Regions from separate parts of the Homo sapiens genome. Here region 2 is linked to region 1. A link is an interaction called in ENCODE POLR2A ChIA-PET data of the cell type or tissue named here. Cell type or tissue: GM12878. All regions are shown on one strand. Links, peaks and the distances in the headings refer to the core of each region. The heading gives the core; the rest is flanking DNA.

What was found. ChIA-PET counts read pairs that join two places held together with the same protein. Peaks named below come from ENCODE experiments on the same cell type or tissue, not always from the same donor. Only the 100,000 strongest peaks of a DNase experiment are listed, where the experiment ranks them.
Region 2: POLR2A ChIA-PET joins it to region 1 with 6 read pairs; 3 of 35 experiments call an interaction of 5 or more read pairs at or near these places.

The regions. Positions count from the first base shown.
Region 1 is chr9:5,847,362-5,855,458 of GRCh38, reverse strand. It overlaps a transcript of ERMP1 not described here. Among named protein-coding and RNA genes, the nearest start is that of ERMP1, 18 kb to the right of the region's middle. RefSeq lists a silencer at 1,578-1,627. In GM12878, for the core only: a CTCF peak has its summit at 3,893; a DNase peak (open chromatin) is centred at 3,808; H3K27ac peaks cover 2,784 bases.
Region 2 is chr9:5,948,726-5,956,822 of GRCh38, reverse strand. BRD10 (bromodomain containing 10) reads left to right here. Exons shown (of 8, transcript NM_001017969.3): 4 at 2,728-2,807. Among named protein-coding and RNA genes, the nearest start is that of MIR4665, 55 kb to the left of the region's middle. In GM12878, for the core only: no CTCF peak of the experiment used is centred there; no DNase peak of the experiment used is centred there.

The sequences.
Region 1 (8,097 bases), core at 1,468-6,467:
TTGGTTCTCCTCATCCCCTCAAAGGCTGTTGAATCACAGCACCAGTAAGCCTGAGAATGCTAAGGGCTCTAGCCCAGGCTTTCTCCCAGATTCTCTGGTATGTGCCCTCCTGGTGACAATGAAATTGGCTAATTGCTCTCAGTGGTCTGGAGTGACTATGTCCACAGTTCATCTTTCACAGTAGGAATCACTCCTTTTTTGCTTCATCCATACTCCATAGAGTCTCTCCTTTTCAGACATCCTAGGAGGAAAGGATTTAGCTTCTATTTTTTTAGACTATATATTTTTGACATCTGTTTTTTCTTAGGCTATTACATTTAAGTTATTAAATAATACAGATAATTACTGCTTTTATCTCTCTCAAATTTTTCTTTCTAAGAACTGAGAACAAGAAGATTGCTTTGAATCTCTTCATGCACTGGGAACTGAGCTATGAAAGAGGGTGTTATTAAACTGCTGGTCTGAACTCTCATGGATTGATGTTTCCCCTTTCTGTTACTGCGAAAAGATTCAACCCCTAAAAGTTTTTTGGCAACCCCCAAAGTCTTTTGGGAATCCTCAAAAAACATGGGAAATATTAACCTACATAAATGTTGAAAGATCCTGTCTTATGTATAGAAGTAATAAGACCAGGCCGGGTGTGGTGGCTCACACCTGTAATCCCAGCACTTTGGGAGGCTGAGGAGAGTGGATTACCTGAGGTCAGGAGTTCTAGACCAGCCTGGGCAACATGGCAAAACCCCATATCTACCAAAAATATGAAAGATTAGCCAGGCATGGTGACGCACGCCTGTAGTCCCAGCTACAGGCTGAGGCACAAGAATTACTTAAACCAGGAGGTGAAGGTTATAGTGAGTGGAGATCACACCACTGCACTCCAGCCTGGGCGACACAGTGAAACTGTGACTCAGAAAAAAGTATAAGACCATATGGAACTACTGACTAATAAATAGTTAAACTTTTTGTTCAAGACAGCAAAATGTATTTTGAAAATTCTGCTACCTCTTGATGCTGACAGTGTTTTTCTCCCGTGAGTGACCCAAGCATATTATAAATAATTGATAAAGGGAATGGAGCTGGTTGGGTGGAGCAAAAGGTTGCACTAGCTATGCCTAGACTGAATAGAAGAGTGTTATGATGATGAGAAAGCAAAATCTTTATTTTTTTTCTATTCCAAAGATTCACTCTGATTCAGCCTGACTAGTACTGACAGTTTATGGAAAATCTCAGCTGTTCTCTTTCTAGCACCTAGATACAGATATGAGCATGGCCCCTTCTCCTCCTCCAGATCCCCAGTAAAACTTCACCCACAGCAGCTTCTTTCTCCCCACTGGAGAAAGAGTGGGGAGCCCAAACCCCTTTCTTTTATCTAATCACCTGGCCACAATTTATCCCCCTTTGTTAAAATGATATATAAGCTCCAGGTCTAACTGCTTCTTTGGCTCTTCACTTCTTTTCTGTGAAGCCCCCATTTATGTAAAAATATTAACATCCATAAAATGAATGCCTTTTCCTCTGTTCATCTGTCTTTTGTCAGTTTAAAGCCTGTCTGGAAGACAGAGAGTCTCACCACCCTAGAGCAGTGCTACTCAGGGTGTCTCTGACCAGAAGCAAGGCTACATCTAGAGAGCGTGTTAGAATTGCAAATTACTGGGCATTCTAGATCTACTAAATCTGAAATTCTGTGGGCAAAGACCTGGGATCTGTTTTCATAAGCCTTCTGGGTGATTCTAACACATGCTCGAGTTTGAGTACCACTTCCTGGAGAGATGGGCAGGGGGTAGTGGGAGGGTAGGCACGGAGCACTTGTTTAGGACCCTTGCCAGGCTCTCTAACTCCCATCTGCCTGGCTTTCCATGATTTCCTGGTCCTTGTTTCTCCAGGCCAAACCACATTTAGGAACATACACAATCTGGAGTGCAGAATTCTTTGAACTTTATCTAGGTGGCTGTTTCTTAACCAACAGAGCATAGTTTCTTACAGGATATGTATGGCTCTTCTGGGAGATCAACACTGAAACCCCAGGGCATCTCTGAGCACAGCAACAGGACAAGAGAGAATTTAAGTGACATGGTGAAGGGGATCAGGTTATACCACCCCAAAGTATGCCACCTTGGCATATGATTATTTTGGGCTGAAAGCAATGGAGAAATAGCAGTTGTAAGAAGAGCTCTCTGCCCTTTCCTTTTCTGCCTAGAAGCAGGACATAAATTTCCCTTTGTGAAGGTGGCATAAATTTCCACCCTTCTCCTGTATCAGAATGAAGAAAGTAACCTATCACTAGAGACAGAAAACTGGCACTGAGATGAGTTGGCATAAAGACACCTTACTAAAGCAACCCTTGCTTTCCATTACTTTCCCTGTATACTTCCTAGTCACTTTCCTACAATTTTTCACCCCCAGAAGCCCAAACCCGTTTCCTTTGTCCATAAAATAGATGCTTTTTCCCCTGTTAATCTGTCTTTTGCCAGTTTAATTCTCAGGCCCCAGACACTGAACCTAAGAGGGCAGAGGAAAAGGTTTTTGCTGGTTTGTTTGTTTTCTCCCCTGTAGTGAAAAGAACTAACAGGTGAGATGACCCTGTAGTCAGGAAAGGATTTTTATCTCATTTACAAAAACATGTTTCAGTGTGATGAATTGAATCCTATCAGTTGCTGTTATTAATTTTTCTATATCTTCCCTGATTTCAAAAAGCATGTTTGAGGCAGCTTATTAAAATACATACAAGGTTAAAAAAATAGATAGCTATCCTTAGGATTTGCAAGGTGTTCACTTAAAACATTCTTTTTTTTTTTTTTTAATGAACATTCTCATAAAACATTCTTAAAATGGTTGGCTTCTTTGCTGATATGGCAGTAACCAAAGATTCCAGTATTTGAGCACATAAAAAATTCTGCTGCTATGGTGGGGTACAGTGGTTCACACCTGTAATCCCAGCACTTTCAAAGGCTGAGGCAGCTGGATTACTTGAGCCCAGGAGTTCGAGACCAGCCTGGGCAACATGGCAAAAGACCATCTCTACAAAATATACAAAAATTAGCTGGTGGCAATGCCTGTAGTCCCAGCTATGAGGGAGGCTGAGGAGGGAGGTCACCTGAGCGTGGGAAGGTCAAGGCTGCAGTGAGCCTTGATCATGCCATTTCACTCCAGCTACATGACAGAATGAGACGCTGTCTGGAAAAAAAAAACAAAAAAACAAAAAAAAACACTCTGCTGCTTACCTGTGCCAGAAATAACAACATCTAAAGTGAATACTTAAGAAAAACTTAATGACTGCTTGATTACCCTTAAGATTCTGCATTCTTTATAATGTTCTTTGCATTTCAAAAGCAGCCTATTTATTGCAGAAATTTACTTAACCTTTTGCTTTACTTGAGCATGTATGTATGTTGCTTAGATAAAAGTAATGACATAAACGTCTATATAATCTTAGATTTCATTTTTACTTTGAAATGGGAGCTTTTTTATTTATAAGGTCATGAAAAACTAAGTGTTTTTATTAAGAAATGAGATTTTTTAATGGCAGAAAAAATGACTTGTTGACTCATTATGAAATCAAAATCTCTCCAAGCTTTTAAAAAACTACTTCAAGCCATTCGTTAAGTAATATTCCTTTGTAAATCATCTTAGATTTAGTATTATAGTGTTTTCTCAATTTTTATGTGTGTTAAAATCAATTTTGTGGGGTGTATGTGTGTGAAGGGGAAAGGTGACTCACAGTCACAGTACCTAGTTTTGCAACTTTCAGGCCTTGGTTTTGTAGCTCCAGCTGCCACAGACTTAACAGCTAGACTGATTCTGAGTAAGAACAAAAGGGTTTGACCATAGAAGGAAGTTCCTTTAAGATCCTTGTGAAATGGTTATAATAAGCAGGTTGACTCTTGCCCCTTGGAGAGCACCACCCTGTGTAAGGCTGATATGATCACGAACCCTCCCTCGCCTCCTCCCACTTCTATATATTATCTGTGTGCATGTGTTTCTTCTCTCCATCTTTCTTGCATGCTCTTTTCTTTTTCTCTGTCTGACCCAAGAGAAAGAGAAATGTATTGATGAAAAGTCTTTAAATAGTGTAATTAATTCATTTATAGCATGTCAGAATAAATCAAAAAAGGACATTTCTCTGTAAAAAATAGGTAAACAGAAACAAATGAAAGAAAAGCTATGACAGGAAAATAAGGTATAGCAAATGTATGCCATAAGGTGCTGTATGACTGCTAAAGGTGTGCCTCAGATTTGGCTCTGAGCTTCCTAGTAGATAGAGAAAAGAGAAGAACAAATCAATTACAAGATGCACTATGTTCACAAATTGGAAACATCTTGGAGGCTTTGCTTGATACCAGCACAGCATAGAGATGTTGGGCCTAAAAGGGCTAACATCTTCAGATTTTGTTCTGAAGGGTCTAAAAGAGGGAACACAGTGTGAGATCTTTGGGAATAAGTCAAGGGAGGATGTCAGGGCATGGGCAGTTCCTGGATGGGGGATTGAATTGAGGGTGAGGTAACTGATCAAAGCTCTGGAGTTTTCAAAGGATGCAACCTTGTTCCTCATTCATTCTCTATTCTTCAGAGTCCTGCCCTACCTCCTCAGAGCTTGCAAGCTAGGACATGGCCAGAAGGCTAGGGTAGAATTACAGGGTGGCTGCCCTTTCAGGTATAGCATTTGGTACCACTGTTCACAATGGCCATGGGTTTCCAACTCTGACTGCACATTAGAATCATTTGAGCCATTTTCCAAAATTATACAATTGCCTGGCACCATCCAAATTAACTGAATACTGGGATTGGGCCCAGGATTTTTTGTTGTTGTTGTTTTTGGGTTTTTCTGATGCTTCATCTAGTTCTTATGTAGAGTGAGAGTAGAGAACCACTGACAGTGAGCATTTTCAGAGGTTTACGAACTTCACGGTATCTCAGAGTCACAGGAGGAACTTGTTAAACATTCAGTTTCCTCAGCCACATGCTCCCTCCCAATTCCCCCAACCACCCCAGAAGGCCAGGGAATTTTCTATTTCTTTTTTTCTTCTTCTTCTTTTTTTTTTTTTTTTTTTTTTTTGAGACGGAGTTTCATTCTCGTCGCCCAGGCTGGAGTGCAATGGTGCGATCTTGGCTCACTGCAACTTTCACCTCCCAGGTTCAAGCAGTTCTCCTGCCTCAGCCTCCAAAGTAGCTGGGATTATAGGTGCCTGCCACCATGCCCAACTAATTTTTGTATTTTTCGTAGAGATGGGTTTCACCATGTTGGCCAGGCTGGTCTCGAGGAATTCTCTATTTCTAGCAAGCACTCAGGGTAATTCTGATGCCGATGATCCACAGAGTCACACTAGTCCACAGAGTGTAAAGGGGGGGAGACCTGGGCCCTGGCCTGCTCTGATAACAGCAGGCTGTGTGACCTTTTGGGCCTATTCCTTAAACACTCTGGGTTTGTTTCCTGATTGGTAAGAAATAACCTGTGGTGCCTACACTGCAAGGCCACGATTGAAATCCACAATCCCACCATGGATATGATTCTGTGTTCATTAATTTCGAGTCTGCTTGCTAAGAGCAATAAGGCATGTGTGAGTTTGGGGCATGGGTGGAAGAGTGCCCTTTGGCCTAGATTTTACTGTCTTGTGTCAAGATTTGGGTAGATTTATATGTGATCCAACTGGTAGGTAGCTAAACTTACCACTGCTAGCACAGGCTCTTCTATAAGAACCAAACATGCCAAAAGTGTGCTAGAACAGAGTAATTTATTTTAATAACACATGTGGCTCTGAAATAAACTTGTTATAACAGCATGGGTTTTATTAACCAAGAATCACAGGACAACTTATTGAAGTGAGGATATCACTTGGTGATCTGAGTCTACAAATACCACCTTCTGAACAGTGACCAAACCATGACTTTGTTTATGGGAAATGTCCAATTAGTGTACACAGAACCACACCAAGTGGTGTGGGAAGAGAGATGAAGGAAGTGGGCATAGCAAGGAGCTGGGGTTGGGTTCGGGCTCTAATCCTGGCCAGGACCCCCTGTCTGCTTTGGCTAAGTCAGTTCTCCTCCCCCGGACCAGGTTGCTCATCTGTAAAATGAAGGTGCTAGATTAGTATCTGTAGGATCCCTTCTCTCCCCTACAGGCTGTAAAAATCAAACTAACTGGGCCAGACGCAGTGGCTCATGCCTGTAATCCCAGCATTTTGGGAGGCCAAGTTGGGCAGATCACGAGGTCAAGAGATTGAGACCCTCCTGGCCAACATGGTGAAACCCTGTCTCTACTAAAAATACAAAAATTAGCTGGGTGTGGTGGCACATGCCTATAGTCCCAGCTACTCGGGAAGCCCAGTCAGGAGGCTTGGTTGAACTCAGGAGGCAGAGGTTGCAGTGAGCCAAGATCGTGCCACTGCACTCCAGCCTGGCGACAGAGCAAGACTCCATCTAAAATAAAAATAAAAATATAAATATAAATAAAAATAAAAATAATCAAACTAACTGTAAAACTAAAGTACAAAGTGGCTTCTCCACTTGGTTTCCTCAGCTAGGTCAGAACCCCCATCTAACCATAGTAAGCCACATAGGTCCCTCCTCTTTCAAGTAGCCACCTGCACTCAAACCAACACCCCTGTGAACCAGTCCTCACCCACTCACTCTTTTAGAAAGGTGATATTCAACTAGCCTCACTAATAATTTCCAGCACAAATAAACTTTGCAGTCTCTATGTTGCAGTCCCTATGAAACCCAAATTCTAGCTACAAACAACCTTCAAACAAGAGGCATTTTTCAGGGTGGAGGTAGAGAGAGGTCATTTAACTCAGTGGTAAGCATTCAAGCTCTGAACATTAAAAAATAATTAGTTCCCTAAATCCTTGTAGAAAACCAGAAATGGCTAGCCATGACCTGTAAATGAATTATTGACAAAACCACTGAGACTTCTTTTCTTTCTGCCACTCCTTGTATCTGGATGTGTATTAGCTTCCTATGGCTGCTCTAAGAAATTGTTGCAAACTTAGGGACCTAGAACAATACGAATGTATTATCTGACAGTTCTGGAGTTTGGAAGTCTGAAATGGCTCGGCAGAGCTGTGTTTGTTCTGAGGGTTCTAGGCGCAGATCCACGTCCCTGCTTTTTCCAGCTGCAGGAGGCTGTCTGCATCTCGTGGCCACTCCGACCTCCTCCATTATCTTGTCTCCTTCTCTTACTCTCCTACTTCCCGCTTTCCTTCATAAAGATCCATGTGTTTACATCAGGCCCACCCAGATAACTGGGATAATCTCCCCATCTCAAGGTCCTTAAGTTAATCACATTTGAAAGTCCCTTTGCCAAGTAAAGGAATACGTTCAAAGGTCTTGTGGATTAGGATGTGGACATCTTGAGGGGGCTGTTTTTCTGCCTACCACACAGACTCATCTTCAGATCCCACCTCAGCCATTTAGTGTCTGTATGACCTTCAGTAAATGATATCCTTTCTCTAAGCCTCAGTTTTCCATTGATAAAACCAGGATAATAATAAACCCATCTTACGGGGTTTGTTTTGTTCTGATTTTTTTGATTTGGGTTTTTTTTTTTTTCCTGTCTTTTTTATTTTTTTAGACGGAGTCTCGCTCTGTCGCCCGGGCTGGAGTACAGCGGTGCCATCTCGACTCACTGCAAGCTCCGCCTCCTGGGTTCACGCCATTCTCCTGCCTCAGCCTCCCGAGTAGCTGGGACTACAGGCGCCTGCCACCACGCCCGGCTAATTTTTTGTATTTGTAGTAGACACAGGGTTTTACCGTGTTAGCCAGGATGGTCTCGATCTCTTGACCTCATGATCCGCCCGCCTTGGCCTCCCAAAGTGCCGGGATTACAGGTGTGAGCCACTGCGCCTGGCCGATTTTGTTTTGTTTTGTACATGTTATTCCTAAGAGAAGGAACAAAATTGGGGTTTTAGTGAAAAAGCCATCTGGGGGTCAGGTGCAGTAGCTCACACCTGTAATCCCAGCACTTTGGGAGGCCGAGGCAGGTGATCACTTGAGCTCAGGAGGTGAAGACCAGCCTGGGCAACATGGTGAAACTCCTTCTCTACTAAAAATACAAAAATTAGCTGGGTGTGGTGACATGCCCCTGTGGTCCTAGCTACTTGG
Region 2 (8,097 bases), core at 1,439-6,438, 100 kb before region 1:
GACAAACATAAGAACAGACAATTACAGTACTCTAAGTTAAGTATTACATTCATTGATTTGTGTACAAAGTAGAGTGGTAGTTTAGAGGACATGCATAAGAAGAACTGAGATGGAGTAAGTAAAAAGAATTTAAAGAAAATTAAAAGATTTTCTGTTTAGGCTTTTCTCACCATAGCTTAGCTAAAGCTAAAGCAATAGCTAACATTTATTGATCACCTACCATGTGCCTAGCAGTAGTATAAGCTTTTGGGGTGTTATAACCCATTTAATTCTCACAGAGTAGGTAATACTATTATCCCTTGTTTTACAGATGAAGAAACTGCACAAAGAAATAAAGCAGTTTGCTCAAGGTCTTGTATGTGATAGCTGTTATACATGACCTCTATAATAGTAGGTGGTTGTAGCAGGCACTCAAACCCAGGTAGTTTAGTTCTAAAACTCAAGCTTATAACCAATATGTAACATTACCTCCAATTTCCTAATAACATTTAAGCATCCTAATGACGTGGTGAACTGAAATACCAAGTAACCACCTTAGCTTCTCAGTCCATTCAAATAGAGTAGCTGCTAGAGTTAACTGAGAATTTAGTACCTGTGTTTAGTGCCTGTGTAACAATAAGATGAAATTCATGGGACTATCAAGGGTGACCTCTGTTGTGCTTATAAATGAATACAAAATCAAATGGCGCTTTTTTTTTAAGCTAATCAGAGTAGGGCTGGTGGGGAGAGGTTGAGGAAGAATTTTATTTCCTCCAAATTACTGTTTTTATAAAACCTTCCCATACATAAGTCAGCAAGATCATTCAGTTTTTTCTTGTGAACTTTAAAAAATGGTAAAGGCAGTGTATAGAGGAAAGGCATCTTGGCATTCAAATTCATGAGCCCCCTTCAGCAATACTTATGGCACTCAGTTTAGGAATCAATTACTAGCTGTATTATAGAGATATCAAGAATTTAATCACTTCTCCCTGAGTATTGCTTATTTAAGCAGCCCACCCACTTACCTATCTTTGTAGGAGTATACTTCTGTTATAAGGTACTGTGTAAGCACAGAAGTAAATAACAATGGTGAATAAAGAAATATATGTTGGGTTATTTTAATTTAATTGAAAGCAGATGTCAAATGATACCCGTCAATACTTATTAAAATAAGACAGTTAAACCCCTGTGAACCTCAGCAACTCAAAATTTGCAGTTCAGTCATAGTATACATGGATTTCATTGAGCCAAAAGTTAGAAATTTTATAAATTACAGTTCTGCGATATGATTAAAAAGTAATACAAAAAACAAATTATAAACTGGAATTGTGTCAATTGAGTTGACATATTTCTTGCAAGATGATTATATTTATATAGGAAAATGTTTGGAAAGGAGCATTAGGATTATGTACAGCAAAGTTACTTTATGTACGCATTCATTTTCCCTTTTGAAAAAAATATTGACATTTAAGTGGATTTTAGTCTGCAAATGATTGTGAACTAAAAATGACAGAAAAGTATTGCTGAATATTTTTTGTGCCCTTGTGTAGATTGTAAGCTCCTAGAGGATAGGATTTTTCTTTTTTATAATTTTTTACTTCCTTGTTGTCCCCGTAGCTTGTACAGTGTCCTGTATCTAGTATTTGTTGAGTAATTAGCAGTTTGTTAATTGATTTTGCTAATTACAAATTGGGGGAAAACTTTTAATGTGTTTCTAACTAAAAATAGAATTTTATTTTATTATTATTTTTTTTTGAGACAGAGTTTCACTATTGTTGCCCAGGCTGGAGAACAATGGTGCGATCTTGGCTCACTACAACCTCCACCTCCCAGGTTCACATGATTCTCCTGTCTCAGGCTCCCAGGTAGCTGAGATTACAGGCACGCACCACCACACCCGGCTAATTTTTGTATTTTTAGTAGAGACGGGGTTTCGCCCTGTTAACTAGGCTGGTCTCGAACTGACCTCTGGTGATCCGCCTGCCTTGGCCTCCCAAAGTGCTGGGATTACAGGTGTGAGCCACCGCGCCTGGTCTAAAAATAGAATTTTTATGCATGTATGTATTTTTTTGTCACGTTAAATACAAAAAGTAGATATATTTCAGTGTATACTGTGAATTGGCTCTAAGTATGAGGTTTATTTTTTTCCAGTGGTTTCTGATTCCACAAATAACTAGGTGCACTTTAAAGGGAGATGTTTATCTTCTTTTAAAACTTTGGGTATTGATACCGCCAAGGGCAGCCTATTAGGTGAGTGCAGAGCTAAAGGAGTAGAAAAACTTTGTTACCTAAGCTACTTAAGGGGATTTTCACATTAGGCTGGCTAGAGACCATAGTCTTCAGCTGTAGTTCTTATGCAAGTTCCTGACTGCGAAGTCAATGTTAAAGGTAAGGTTTTTTTCCCTATGTAGTCTCATCTTAAGTTGCAAATGTAGATTTTAATTAAGCAGTAGTAATGTGACTTTTTTGCCTAATCTTGCAGTAGATTCTACCGTATAACACATTGGAGATGGTAATCGTTCAGTTCATATAAACATAAAACAGCATTTGTTAATATGTCTGTTAACAGGTAGTTAATAGTTTAATGTTTGCTTTTACTGGGGCTTGTTTTGATTCATCATTTTTATTTGACTCACTAGCAGCCATCTGTTAGTTACAATTTAACTTTCAAGGATCTGCGTAATTTGTTTTTTGTTAATGAAGTGCTATAAACAGCATTATGAAGGTTTTCTCTTTTAATCTTGAAAGGAAAAAAATCCGTCTCTAAAAAAGCAATCACAAAGAAGAGGAAAACTGTCATAAAGTCACCTACTGTACCAGAGTTTCAGGTAAATGTTTCAACTTTGTCTCGAAATTTTTCAATTTTTTGTTTCAGTGTTCATATCATTCCTCGAGAGTTTGGCTGAATTCCAAGAAACTGTAGCACACTTACTTGTAATGAAATGTTTCTGACAGTGACTTTTCTCCCTGCAAGTGCAGATGTAACCAAGATTTAATCTGCTAGTATTTCGTAATTTTTACCTCTATTTTTGTCTTTTAATAATAAAAACCCTTTTTTATATCTTAATCTCTACTAGTACATTTCCTAGAAGCAGTTTAATAGAAATAATATATATATACTATATAGTATATGTGTGTGTGTGTGTATGTATATATATATAATACATAAAAGCAAATGTGTGAATGAAACTCTTCCAAGAACAAATCATAATTTGGAGATGGTAATAGTGCCTAGATAGTTCGTTTTCATTTATTTGGGCACTGTAGAAATAAATGGTAGATTTATTAACTTGGAAAACAAATCTTTCAACTCTTAGCTGTATATGATCTTCAGAGAGAATATTAAGTAAAGGTTAATTGAAATGGTCTTTAAACATTTCTGTGGAAAGAAAAAGTAATTATCTGTACTGCCATATGATTAAGTGAAGAGTTTTTTATTTGTAGCTAATACTAAGCAGAGAATCTCACCCTAATTAATGCTTTTATTTTCTATTTTATAAAAGATGTATTTTCTTCAATAAACACTTTCTTTAAAAACGTCTTTGTATTCATGTGTCTAGTCAATTTTCAAAAGTTTTATAAACTCATACCTAATGACCAAAAGATAAAAGTGGTGTTCAGATGAATTTGTGAGTCTCAAGTCAAGTAGAGATGAAAATAAAGGGACAATAGCTATGAAAATATTGATAATATATAATGTGAGTTTAATAGTTAGATATATCTAAAAATGTGGACACATTCATTTTCAGTAAAAATTCTATTTTGGAGAGTGTTTTTATGGAAGTTACTAACTGGTAAAAATTTAACATTTTTAAATCAACAGTTAAAGAAAATAGACATGTTTTTCTCTTAGTACTGTAGAATAGAATATTTTTAATGATATTCTTAGGATGAATTACAAACATTTCTACAAAATCCTTTTATATATTATATAACCTTGGTTGCAGAGTAGTTAATAAAAAAATAACAATTTTACTGTTTACTTAGAGGCCTTTATACCACTTCTTGTAACATATTTTAATGCTTTAGTATTACATCATCACGCGTCCACTGCTGTCACACCTGTGTTTACTATTTCTCCGACTTTTGTTTTTCTCAGTCCTCAAAGCATCAGCCCTGGGAATGTAGATGTTAGAGCAAATCTGGCCCATTGTTAATATTTCCTCTATACCCATCTTAGTGAATAGACTTTTCCATATATTAAGTAGCACAGGCTGCATAGCCAGTGTTTTTTAAAATTGCAGTGGTATTCATTAGTGAGGCATGAAATCATTTTAGCAGATTGCATGACCAGTGTTTCTTTTTTAAGCTAACAAAATTAAACTAGAAAAGAAATCAGCACAATTACATATAGTAAGTGTGCTACACATAGCAGTGTGAATATGTACACTCACATATATTGTTTCGTGAAACTTTGGTTTCAATTGTATGTGTGTACACAAGGATATGCATTGTAAAATGTGTTGCTGACCATGGGTCATGGTCAAAATATTTTGCCAGATTGAGCTGTTTAAAATGGTCTTGGCCGGGCCCAGTGGCTCACACCTGTAATCCCAGCACTTAGGGAGGCCGAGGCAGGCGGATCACCTGAGGTCAGGAGTTCGAGACCAGCCTGACCTATATGAAACCCCATCTCTACTAAAAATACAAAAAAAATTAGCCGGGTGTGGTGGCATGTGCCTGTAATCCCATCTACCCGGGAGGCTGAGAGAGGAGAATCACTTGAATCTGGGAGGCAGAGGTTGCAGTGAGCCAACATCACGCCATTGCACTCCAGGCTGGGCAATGAGGGAAACTCTGTCTCTAAATAAATAAATAAATAAATAAATAAATAAATAAATAAGTCTCTTCCTGGTTCTCAAGGTGTCCTAGAGGGAGAGAAAACAGAGAGGGAAGAAGAGAGAGAGAGAGGATAGAGAGGAGTAATAGTCTCATGAAAACAGTGGTTCTTATGCCTAGTTTACAATATGAATACCACGGCATTACTCATAAAGAAACTTGGCAACTGTCTCACAGGGAAATAGATCATTTGCTTCAAATACACACATTAATAAAATAGGAGATAGTGCTAGTCACTAGTAAACTTTGCTGTTAAATGCAAAACTTAGTTTTGTCTCTCAAAATAATTTTATGTAGTGTGTTACTTTATTTGAGTCTTCCACATGTAAGAAGACTATTATATAATAAAGTGAATTCATTCCCTGCCCAAAAGTTCTAGCGATATGGTATTTAGCACCTCAGATTCTGTAAATTATTTGTTTTGTTCAAGGTGTTTTAAATATCACATTTCTAGCATTAAACATAAAAATATAGAAATATTTAGTCAGAAGATCTTCATATTATTCATTCTGAAATATCTTGCTTCTGAAAATAATGAACCTGTTTTTGGATAGATAATAGATCCCTTTTGTAAAACCTGACCAGTTTGCCAAAGGACCAGTCTTCTTTAAATTGACAGAAAGCATGCTTAGATAGAGATAAATGAAAGGGTTAAATTGTGAAGTTTTTTTTTTTTAAGTCCTAATGAGTTTTTAAAAATGTTTTGACCTCAGCTGCTTTTTAGTTTGACAATGTTTTTGTTGACTTTTTTTAAAGCTAGAACTTGAACTTGCCCCCCTATTTGCTTCAGAAAGAATCCATGTTTATATACACACCTAATATCTGCACCCAGGTTTAGAAAATAATCATCCTACTCCTATTTAGAGTATACACTGTGAGCATTCAAATGGTGGATTGGATTTGTATGTGTGGCAGGGTGGGGTGGGGGTGTGTGTGTGTGTGTGTGTGTGTGTGTGTGTGTGTGTGTGTACAGTCAGCCCTCTGTATCTGTAGGTTCTGCATCTGTGCATTCAACCTTGGATTGAAAATATTTTCTTAAATGTGTCCGTACTAAACATGTACTGATTTTTTTTCTTGTCATTATTCCCTAAACAATATGATATAACAACAATTTATATCACAACTATATTGTATTAGGTATTATAAGTAATGTAGAGATGACCTAAAGTATATGGGAGGATGTGTTATATGCAGATACTATACCACTTTATATCAAGGTCTTAAGCATCCTTGGATTTTGGTATCCGCAGGGTTCAGAGGTGAGTCCTGGAACCAGTACCCCACGGATACCGAGGGACGACTGTATATTGTAAAGGGTCTAACCAAATGTGTGCCACTTTTTCCTAAGAGTTATGTCAGTGGTTCTCAAACTTTAGATAGTATAAAAATAATGTGATACCTTTATTTAAAATGAAGATTGTTGGTTTCATCCTCCAAAAGACCTTGATTCAGTGGGTACCAGTAATCTGCATAGTGGTTAAACACAAGGGTTCTGCAACCAGGCTACCTACTTGGGTTTGAATGCCAGCTCTACCACTGATTAACTCTGTGGGGTAAGGTATTTAACTTCTCCATGATTCCAGTTTCTCATTTGTACAGTGGGGTAATAATAGTACCTTCCTTGTAGAGTTGTGAGGATTGAATGATACAGCTTACTGTTTTAGCCATTTTTATTGTTTTCAAATAAGCAGGTCAGTCGCTTCTGGTGAAAAACACTGAATTATGAATAGGAAAATCAATTAAAAATGGCATAAAAACATCTATTATTGACCCTTAGCACTCTTTCCATTTACTTAAAACCTTGAAATAAATCTTGGATTTGGTCTTAATGAAAGTGGCACATGATTAAGCCTACAAGAATTTGAAAAGTGGAAAACCAAGTAATAGTATTTGCATCATTATGTTTGATGAGAGTGAAAACTTACGTTTATCCCTGTTGTATTGTTATGATGCATTATATATTTGTCATGTAGGGGAAATTGTTGGATTTTTTAGTGATAATTATAGAATATTGGTGATTTAAGCTTTTATATCAACTTTAACATTTACTTACGACTTTGTTAAATTGGTAAAATTCTTTTTCCTTTATCTGTTTTGTAATCAAAGAAAGACTATTAGACTGAAAAGTGAATATCAGTTTTCCTAATAGTTACTTTTTCCTAAAAAGTCTTTTCATTTAACATTTAAGAGAGAAATCTAATGTTATATGACTTATCTTTTGTACATAATTATGACAGAAAGTTACAGGAAGTATTTTTAAAAACTAATGTGTTGAGTCTCAATAACATAAGTTTTAAAAATAATTTAACAGCCTTAGTTACCCTAAGTCTGCTTTTCAACAATAACCAAAAAAAAATCTTCCATGCAGTGTGCCCTTGCTCCCATTTCATATGCATGATTGATTTTAAAGGCTGCTTTGCAGAAGAACTCCAGAATCCAGCTGCTAAGACTTATATTACATTGTTTTCAAACATAAGAAAAAACTCACTGATCCTTAACATACCTCTGAAAAAACTATACTTCTCCATCTAACCAATGGAGAAACTAAGGGATAAGAAATAAAGTACTGCAACATAACAAATTGAAACCAAAATTAAAATTAGGGTTTTGTTGTTGTTGTTGTTGTTGTTGTTTGTTTGTTTGTTTTGAGACGGAGTCTCGCTCTGCCGCCAGACTGGAGTGCAGTGGCACAATCCTGGCTTACTGCAATCTCTGACTTCCTGGTTCAAGCGATTCTCTGTGGTTTCCTCTATCAGTGTGTCATCTTAGGTCATTTTACCTCTGTTAGTTTAATCAGCTTTTTAACTGCTTACTGTATTAAGATGTTTTGATTATATCATTATTTTGAATTGCTCCCTCTTAAAATGAATATTTTTAACCTCCGCTTTTTGTTTCACTTTTAACAGCAGGAGTTCTTCCCCCTTAAAATTAATATAGTTCTCCCTTAAAAATATATATAGTTCATTGAGAGAAACATCTGTGTTTAATCACATGGTTGTTTATCAGACTAATTTGGCTTTCATGTCACAAGTGATATCCTTATTTGCAAGTTTTTAAGTAGTCCTTGTTGCTGGTATGGTGATGATAAGAAATAAAAAGAAATTTTCCCATCTGCATAGTTTTAGCAGATGCCATTATAATTTTAGTTTAAATACAATATAAATTTTGAATTTATACCATGCATTTAGTATTTCACTTATTATTTTTATAATAAATTACAGGATCTTTTTATTAGAACGGGAGTGAATGTGTGATCCCTTTTGTCTGGACCTATTCATT